Regions from separate parts of the Homo sapiens genome. Here region 1 is linked to region 2. Evidence: chromatin contacts called from ENCODE Hi-C data. All regions are on one chromosome and are shown on one strand. Each heading gives the region's core, a stretch centred on a gene start or an enhancer-like site at or near the end of the contact. The rest is flanking DNA. Distances are from core to core; before and after follow the strand shown.

Region 1 (5,651 bases), core at 1,208-3,707, 2.3 Mb before region 2:
AAAGAGAGAATTGTAAAATCATCTTCAAAAACACAAATGAGTGACTTCAGGCAGGTTAGTTTGCCCTGAGCCAGCACTTCCCATTCGCTTTGACTTATTTAAAGACCTTTGCTGGCACCTGACTGCCCACCACGGGAGATAGCAAGTCAATCGTCCTATTTCACTGACTGTTAAAATGAGGGCACCTTTTTTAAATTAAGGAACATGCTCAAGGAAACCACCGAGAGTGGCAGACCCAGTCTGAAGTCGGGGCACGCCTTGTATTAATTCACCCCACGGCCTCAGTGTCACATTTTAATTACATGATTTGAATAATTTAATGTTGGAAAAATTTTTAAAGTCCTTCAGTAGCATTTTGTATGATTTAGAAAAATTAGAGTGCTGTTCTTAAAACACATTTGGCACATTGCTCCCTAACTCATACCCCGAGATATTTTTTCACTCTTTTTTTTCTTTCCTTTAAACTCTCTTTTCATGTGTACTGTCTTTGGATTTTCTTTCTTTCTTTTTCTTTCTCTTTTTTTTTTTTTTTTTGAGACAGTCTCGCTCTGTCGCCAGGCTGGAGTGTAGTGGCACGATCTCAGCTCACTGCAACCTCCCACTCCTGGGATCAAGTGATTCTCCTGCCTCAGCCTCCCGCGTAGCTGGGACTACAGGTGTGCACCACCACACCCAGCTAATTTTTGTATTTTTAGTAGAGACAGGGTTTAGCCATGCTGGCCAGGATGGTCCCTATCTCTGGACCTCGTGATCCTCCCAGAGTGCTGGGATTACAGGCGAGCCACTGTGCCCGGCCTGGATTTTCTTTAGAGCATCCACACACACTTAGGAAGAGTAAATTAAGTGTAACGATGCATAGCTTGGCAGTGAACTTGTCCAAATGATGACAAAGCTCTGATTTCCCCTCTGGTACTAGAAGGAAAGGGGCAGGAAAGGCTGTCACCAACTTAAACCCAAAGTAGCGTCGTGTGTAGTTTAGCTTGTGTGGATCTCACAGAACCAAGACATTTTGCCCTTCCTTAAGAAAATAAATAAATTAATCATAGGTGAGGGGCACCATGTCCTTGCTCTTTCATTAGCCGTGTGGCAGTTACCTGAGAATAAAATGTCACTTATTTAGATTTATATGTGATGAGATGGAAAACAATGACCGGCCTTACCTGCACCAGAAATATGATAAGGAAATAAAAGTTGGCTACTCTTCTGAATTGTTCAAATAAATTCTTGGGTATAAAGTTCCAAAATGTGTACTGCATAAAAGAAAAACAAACATCCATCATTGAGATCAGATTTTACTCTTGTAGTGTTACTCTAGGGCATAGTAAGTAGCACTGGATTTTACAGTACAAAATGTTTAGCTTTAGATATAAAACTCATAATTCATAATTTAGAGTGTTTGTTGACAGCTAAGACAGCTTAAACAAAGTGTGTACTCTGAAACACGTATGTAAATTACCTAACTCCAGAGAATTCAAGATAAAACGCAAGGTAGCTCAACAATAGTTTGATTATTAAGATGTCTTTTATAAAACGTAAACCTGTGATCATTAACTCAACACATTAGCATTTTACTTCAGTAATTTCTGCATGATCTCTCCTCTGAGTGAGAGCATGACAGCGAGCTGAATGGAAGCCTTCACCCAGCTCCAGGCAGCTTCTGAGGCAGGCGTGTTTCTTGTCCACAGCTCAGGCACAGGGGCTTTGAGGCCTCAGGGGGAAGGACAGGAAAAGGAGGGGAAGGAGGGCAGAGAGGGGATGGGGGGGAGGGAGGTGAAGGAGGGAAGGAGGAAAAGGAGGGGAAGGAGGGCAGAGAGGGGATGGGGGGAGGGAGGTGAAGGAGGGAAGGAGGGGAACGAGGGCAGAGAGGGGATGGGGGGAGGGAGGTGAAGGAGGGAAGGAGGAAAAGGAGGGGAAGGAGGGCAGAGAGGGGATGGGGGGAGGGAGGTGAAGGAGGGAAGGAGGGCAGAGAGGGGATGGGGGGAGGGAGGTGAAGGAGGGAAGGAGGGGAAGGAGGGCAGAGAGGGGATGGCAGGGAGGGAGGTGAAGGAGGGAAGGAGGGCAGAGAGGGGATGGGGGGAGGGAGGTGAAGGAGGAAAAGGAGGGGAAGGAGGGCAGAGAGGGGATGGGGGGAGGGAGGTGAAGGAGGGAAGGAGGAAAAGGAGGGAAGGAGGGCAGAGAGGGGATGGCAGGGAGGGAGGTGAAGGAGGGAAGGAGGGGAATGAGGGGAATGAGGGAAGGAAGGGAAGAAAGGAGGAAAAGGAGGGGAAGGAGGGCAGAGAGGGGATGGGGGGAGGGAGGTGAAGGAGGGAAGGAGGGGAATGAGGGAAGGAAGGGAAGCAAGGAGGAAAAGGAGGGGAAGGAGAGGAAGGAGGAGGAGGGGAAGGAGAGGAAGGAGGGGAGGGAGGGGAAGTAAGGCAGGGAGGGGAGGGAGAGGAAGGAGGGAAGGAGGGGAATGAGAGAAGGAGGGGAAGGAGGTCAGGGAGGGAAGGAGGGGAATGAGAGAAGGAGGGGAGGGAGGGGAAGGAGGGAGAATGCCCAGCCACCACAGCATCTCCTCTCCACACTTCTCATTTTGCTTCTGTAGCAGTTTCATTCAACTTCTGTGTTGAAAACAACAACGTCCCAGATGTCACGAACCTTCACTGAGTTTGGAAATAGTTTCTGAAATTTCATCTGACATGTTTTTACGCCGTAATGAAGACAGTCTACCGAAACCTGAAGAAGGTCTCACAGCCTGTGCTGCGGCCTCTGCCATCTGTGTGTCTCTTCAACGGGGCTTATTTCAAAATCCCATTCGAAGGTGGGTTCTGGCTCCTGGAAGCCAGAAGTAGTTGTCAAATTCTCATACCAAGAATTTCTTTAATTCCAGGCTCATGAATATAAGTTATTTACAATTCAATGTAACAACTAAAGCCTGGTATGGTCCTAAACTAACCAACATGTTCTGAATTTGGTGTTTACAAATATTTCAGAGGAAATCCATGTGCGTCTTTTAAAACTTCTCTGCCTCAAGTTTCCAGTGGCTTAGAGAGTATATAAGGAATTTCCATTTTCTATTCTAATTCACATTTACAAAGTGATTTTACCTTTCACAATAAAGTTCCTTAATGAGGGTAAAAACAGAGTAGTGGCTCCCCCCAGTTCATGACAACTACGGCCATATTTTCAGTTCCCATCTCAGGTTGACTGTAATAAAAAAGGCAAGGGGAGCTCCAGAAGAGAGTCTCTGGAGTTTTAAAAAAGAAACTAACTTTCCATGTCCTCCCTAGGTCATCCCGCCCTACCCATCCAAACACCCTTATTTTCCATGTGTTGTTTGATACCAGGTTTTTATCAGATGTGTGTTTTGCAAATCTATTCTCCCAGTCAGTGGCTCATATTTTAATTCTCTTAACTGTATTTTGCAAAGCTCAAGTTTTTAATCTTCACGAAGTCCAACTTATCAATTTTCCTTTCATGAACAGTGTTTTTGGTGTTATCCAAAAACTTGTTGCCAAACCCAAGGTCACCTAGACTTTCTCCTACATTTCTACAAGTTTCATTATTATACATTTTACATTTAGGTCTATGACTCACTTTGAGCTAATTTTCTTGAACGGTGTGTGATCACTGTCTAGAGTCACTGTTGCTGGGTTTTTTTTTTTTTTTTTTTTTGCATGTCCAGTTTTTCTAGCACTATTTGTTGAAAAGAAATAGTGCTTTTCTGTCTGCCCTGAATTGCCTTTGCTCCTTTGTCAAAGATGGGTTGACTATCTGGGTGAATGGGTTGACTATCTGGGTGGATTTACTGGGTGGATCTACTCCCAGGCTCTCTATGATGTTTCATTGATCTATTTGTCTATTCTTTTCTTTTTTTTTTGTGAGACGGAGTCTCGCTCTGTTGCCCAGGCTGGAGTGCAGTGGCGCGATCTCGGCTCACCGCAAGCTCTGCCTCCTGGGTTCGCGCCATTCTCCTGCCTCAGCCTCCTGAGTAATTGGGACTACAGGCGCCCACCACCACGCCCGGCTAATTTTTTTTGTATTTTTAGTAGAGATGGGGTTTCATCGTGTTGGCCAGGTTGGTCTCAATCTCCTGACCTCGTGATCCGCCCGCCTCGGCCTCCCAAAGTGCTGGGATGACAGGTGTGAGCCGCCACGCCCAGCCGCTATTTCTCTATTCTTTCAGCAACACCACACTGTCTTGATTACCGTAGTTTTACAGTAAGTCCTAAAGTGGGCTAGTGTCAGTTCTCCAACTTGGTTCAATACTGCGAGGCTATTCTGGGTCTTTTGCCTTTCCATATAAATGCAGAATCAGTTTGGTGATATCTAGAAATTAACTTGCTGGGAATTTGATTAGGACAGGTCAAAGTGGGAAGAACTGACATCTTAAAAACATGGAGTTTTCCCATCCATGAACATGGAACATCTCTCCATTAATTTAAGTCTTTGATTTCGTTACAGTTTTGTCGTTTTCCTTACCTAGACCTTGTACATATCTTGTTAGATTTATACCTGTGTAATTTGGTGGGTGGGGGGGTTAAATGTAAATAGTGTTGTTTTCAATTTCAAATTCCAACTGTTCATTGCTGGCATATAGGATAGCGATTAATTTTTGCATCCTGCAACCATGCTATAATCGCCTCTAACATCCAGAAGTTTTTTTGTTATTGTTGGTTCTTTGGGATTTTCTGCATGGACAATCATATCACTTGTGAACAAAGATAGTCTTATTCCTTCCTTCCCAATCTGTAGGACTTTTATTCCCATTTCTACTCTTACTGTATTAGCTAGGATTTCCAGTACAATGCTGCATAAGAACAGTGATAAGGGATTTCTTGCCTTTTTTCCAATCTTAGGGTGAAATCATCTCGTTTTTCACCATTAAGTATGACGTCAGCTGTAGGCCTTTTATTCCCATTTCTACTCTTACTGTATTAGCTAGGATTTCCAGTACAATGCTGAATAAGAACAGTGATAAGGGATTTCTTGCCTTTTTTCCAATCTTAGGGTGAAATCATCTCGTTTTTCACCATTAAGTATGACGTCAGCTGTAGGCCTTTTATTCCCATTTCTACTCTTACTGTATTAGCTAGGATTTCCAGTACAATGCTGAATAAGAACAGTGATAAGGGATTTCTTGCCTTTTTTCCAATCTTAGGGTGAAACCATCTCGTTTTTCACCATTAAGTATGACGTCAGCTGTAGGGCTTTTCGGAGATGCTCTTTATGAAGCTCAGGAAATTCCCCTCTGTTTTTAGTTTGCTGCAGTACATGAGTGGGTAGTGAATTTTGTCAAATTCTTTTTCTGCACCTATTGATATAATCATGTAAGTTTTCTTTTTTAGCCTGTAAATATGGGTTATATTAGTCGATTTTCAAATGTTGGATCAGCCTTGCATACCTAGGATAAACCCACTTGGTCATGGTGTATAATTCTTTTTATACATTGTTGAATTGGACTTGCTAATATTTTATTGAGAATCGTTGCTTCTATGTTCATGAGAAATACTGGTGTGTGATATCGTCTTTCTGGTAATATCTTTTTCTGGTTTTGGTTTTAGGGTAATGCTGGCCTCATAGAACGAATTAGAAAATGTTCCTTCCGCTTCTATTACCTGGAAGAGATTGTAGAGAATTGATTTTTTTTTTTTTCCTTAAATGTTTGGTAG
Region 2 (3,367 bases), core at 1-2,500:
GGATGGGGCCCCCGGCTCCCCGATGGGGCACTCACCTCTGAATCCAGGGGGGCCTCTGTCTCCGGGAAGGCCTTTAAGCCCAGGCTGTCCAGGCACACCAGCATCTCCCCGTGGCCCGGGCTGAGCTCCCAGGACTTCTCCAGGGAGGCCCCTTTCCCCAGGGGGCCCATCTGGCCCTGGCAGGCCGATGGGACCTGGGGATCCATCTGGGCCAGGGAGGCCCACTGCACCTTTGGATCCTCGGGGTCCTATGAACCCTAAAAGGAAACATGGGTGGGCCCCAAACCACAAGTTAGCATGGTGACGTTCTAAGAGAAGAGTCAAAAAGAGGCTGGAAACAGCAAAAATTTGGCTATGGGGTCCTCAGAAGGCATTCCTCAGCTCGAGCCCTTGTCCCTGTCGCCCTTTTTGGAACCTACAACCTTCGCCATGTCGTTCTGTTGGTTATGTTTCTTCTGCTTGCCCCGCCATTCGGCCCCCCAGCCCTAAAACTGAGTGAAGGTGGACAAGCCAACAACGCCTCCTTGGACCTCGATTTGCATAATTCATGGGTTCCCCTGCTTTGCAAATAAGCCCCAAAGAATAGCTTTTTGTGGGACCTTCTAGGTTGTGCTGAGTGAGGAACAGCACTTCGGGATGGAAAATCCCAGGGAGGCAGGAACGAACAGGGCCGTCAGAGCCAAAACGCTGCCTGCCGTAACATCTCCCTGGTAGAAACCCGTCACTGTCGGTTGGGAAACGCTTCAAAGAGGAACGACACCCCTCTGTTGTATTGACCATGAAAATCATCAAGTCCCAATCCCAGCACTTTGGGAGGCCGAGGCGGGTGAATCACGAGGTCAGGAGATCGAGACCATCCTGGCTAACACGGTGAAACCTCGTCTCTACTAAAAATACAAAAAATTAGCCAGGTGTGGTGGCGGATGCCTGTAGTCCCAGCTACTCAGGAGGCTGAGGCGGGAGAATGGCGTGAACCCGGGAGGCGGAGCTTGCAGTGAGCCAAGATCGCACCACTGCACTCCAGCCTGGGCGACAGAGTGAGATTCCATCTCAAAAGAGAAAAAAATAAAAAGAAAAAAGAAAATCATCAAGTCCCATCTGCGGATGGAGGGAAGGCAGCTGTCCTGTGTCTTTTGTGGGTGCCACTGGATAAAATGATCTCATCAGGTCACTTCCTTTTTCGGTGCAGTCAGCCCTGACATGGCCTCAGAATGAACTCCCACAGCTGACAGTCACGCAGTGCTCAGAAGGAAAGGCTTCTGAGGTCACCACCACCCCCGCTGTGCATGCAGGAGAGAAGCCTGCAACGATGAGACTGGCAGGTGATTCTGTGGGACAAGATCAAGTACACGGCAGGCTCGGCACTCCTATGTATGGATACGGAAAAGGGAATGTTTTCTGTGTTCTGTGGGGTGTATCCCACCAAAAAGATCCAATGAGCAGGGCCCGGGGACCTCCTGGGCCGGTAAAGCCATCACTGCCTGGGAGCTGGGAGTAACTGGAATACAGAATAAAGGATCTGGATTAACCTGACGTTAATCAGCTAGACCGTACTCAGAGTTTTAACGGTGTGATTTACTCACAATGAAGAGACATGACTTTCACTGGCAATGTTACAAACTGTACCCAGGGAGCCATGCACTTGGGTTTGCATGTGTGGGTCTTAGATCTGGAATAGACTCTCTGATTTTTGCAATCCTTGAATTGGGCATTTTATCCTCTTCTGCATGTGGCGACAGAAGGGCAGTATATTTCAGCACCATAAAAAGTGACATGCGTTTCAGAAACTGATCAGTTCCTCAATCACCACCCACCCCCAGCCTGCCCCAGCCTCCCTGTTCATGACGTAAGGGCTCACATTTGATGGTGGAACAGGCTCCCAACTCACGTGGGCAACTGTCCAAATCACCTGATAATGGGTGCATCCCATCCATTCCCCCCTACAGGGGAGCCCCGTGTGGCGTTCACGCACACATGGCTGGGCACTCCAATCACAATTACCAGAGAACTTTCATACTCACAGCAAGAAGCTGTTCAGGAATTATTATCCTTCTCTCAAAATCATGAATGCTTAAACTTAGTATATATGAAATCATGAGAGTGGCAATGTTACACTTCTAAATATTTAGACACTTCCAGCAGGGCAACAAAACCACAGAGACCAACCCCTGGGGCAGAGGCATGGAGACTTCCTTTGCTTCATTCGAATGCAGAGTTGTTTTTACCAGGGCCTTGATACAGACACAGGAAGCCTGCTTCCCAATTTTGCAAAACATGGAGAAACGCATCATATGAAAGGAAACAGGGTCAGGGTTTGGAACAATCCCTACGGGCTGCAACACAAAATTCCGAAAGATACCATCTATCAGGGACGGACAGACACTTCTGCATTGAGGCTTAAATCAGCTATCTGAGTGGAGGTCAGGGGAGGGGCAGGGTTCAATTAGTCTTCACTGGGAACATTTGCAAGATGTTCAACCTAAGGGCGCAACAGTCCCGATGTTCTGTGTGATATTCCAGACATGGGGAGCGCTTTATTCAGTTTCTAGAGCCCAGTTGGAAAAGAATCCTGATAAGTGGGGGTCCTAGAAGGTTGCTCAGAATTCCAAGGGCATGGAACGATGTCATTAAAAGAAAGTATGTGTTCCCGGGGTCAGTTCTGCCTGTTCATGAGACGTCTGTGGGAGATGTGGCCGCCTCTCTCAGGGTGTGTGGTTATGAGGAAGTCAACTGTGTGGCTCAGGAACAGCCCGGTGAGAACTCCCTGGGAGGCAGGCTGTATTCCAGGGAGGAACTTTCTAGCAACAAGAGGGTTCCAATGTGCCACAGGTTCTAGGTGACAAGTGGGACTCCAGCAGAGGCTGCAGGAACCTGCCCAGGACCCTGTGGAAGGATGTTTCATCTCGGGTGGAAAGTTGTCCACAATGGCTTCCATGGTTTCATTAGACAAACACTATTGAAGATGTGTGCGGCCTGGCACAGTGGCTCACGCCTGTCATCCCAGCACTTTGGCAGGCTGAGGCGGGCAGATCACCTAATGTCAGGAGTTTGAGACCAGCCTGGCCAACATGGTGAAATCCCCGTCTCTACTGAAAATACAAAAATCAGCCAGGTGTGGTGGCACATGCCTGTAATCCCAGCTACTCAGGAGGCTGAGGCAGGAGAGTCGCTTGAACCCAGAAGGCGGAGGTTGCAGTGAGCTGAGATTGTGCCACTGCACTCCAGCCTGGGTGACAGAGCGAGATTCCATTTCATTAAAAAAAAAAAAAAAAAAAAAAAGACGTGTATGCCCCTGCAATCAAGGCAGTGCCATCACACTCATGCACATCGCCTGTGGCACAACTGCAAGACACCTATGTCTGCAGAC

Evidence for each region. Hi-C counts contacts between places; a loop is a spot of excess contacts on that map. Pooled maps may share reads with other maps.
Region 1: a loop to region 2 is called in a pooled map, with 26 times the contacts of the local background. The contact joins two enhancer-like sites. A Hi-C loop is called at or near these places in 2 of 37 single-sample maps with no recorded cell type and 3 of 50 pooled maps.

Annotation. Positions count from the first base shown.
Region 1 is chr13:112,800,556-112,806,206 of GRCh38, reverse strand. It overlaps ATP11A (ATPase phospholipid transporting 11A), which reads right to left. Exons shown (of 30, transcript NM_015205.3): 3 at 1,161-1,250. Among named protein-coding and RNA genes, the nearest start is that of ATP11A-AS1, 49 kb to the right of the region's middle. RefSeq lists enhancers at 2,563-2,802, 3,629-3,878. Within about 2 kb of position 2,457, at least 2 of the 41 ENCODE cell types and tissues checked have a DNase peak (open chromatin) inside an H3K27ac peak, as active enhancers do.
Region 2 is chr13:110,469,819-110,473,185 of GRCh38, reverse strand. COL4A2 (collagen type IV alpha 2 chain) reads right to left here. Exons shown (of 48, transcript NM_001846.4): 29 at 36-257. Among named protein-coding and RNA genes, the nearest start is that of COL4A2-AS2, 8.2 kb to the right of the region's middle. RefSeq lists enhancers at 1-222, 951-1,090, 1,211-1,260, 1,271-1,510, 1,581-1,680 and a silencer at 3,250-3,367. Within about 2 kb of position 1,250, at least 11 of the 41 ENCODE cell types and tissues checked have a DNase peak (open chromatin) inside an H3K27ac peak, as active enhancers do.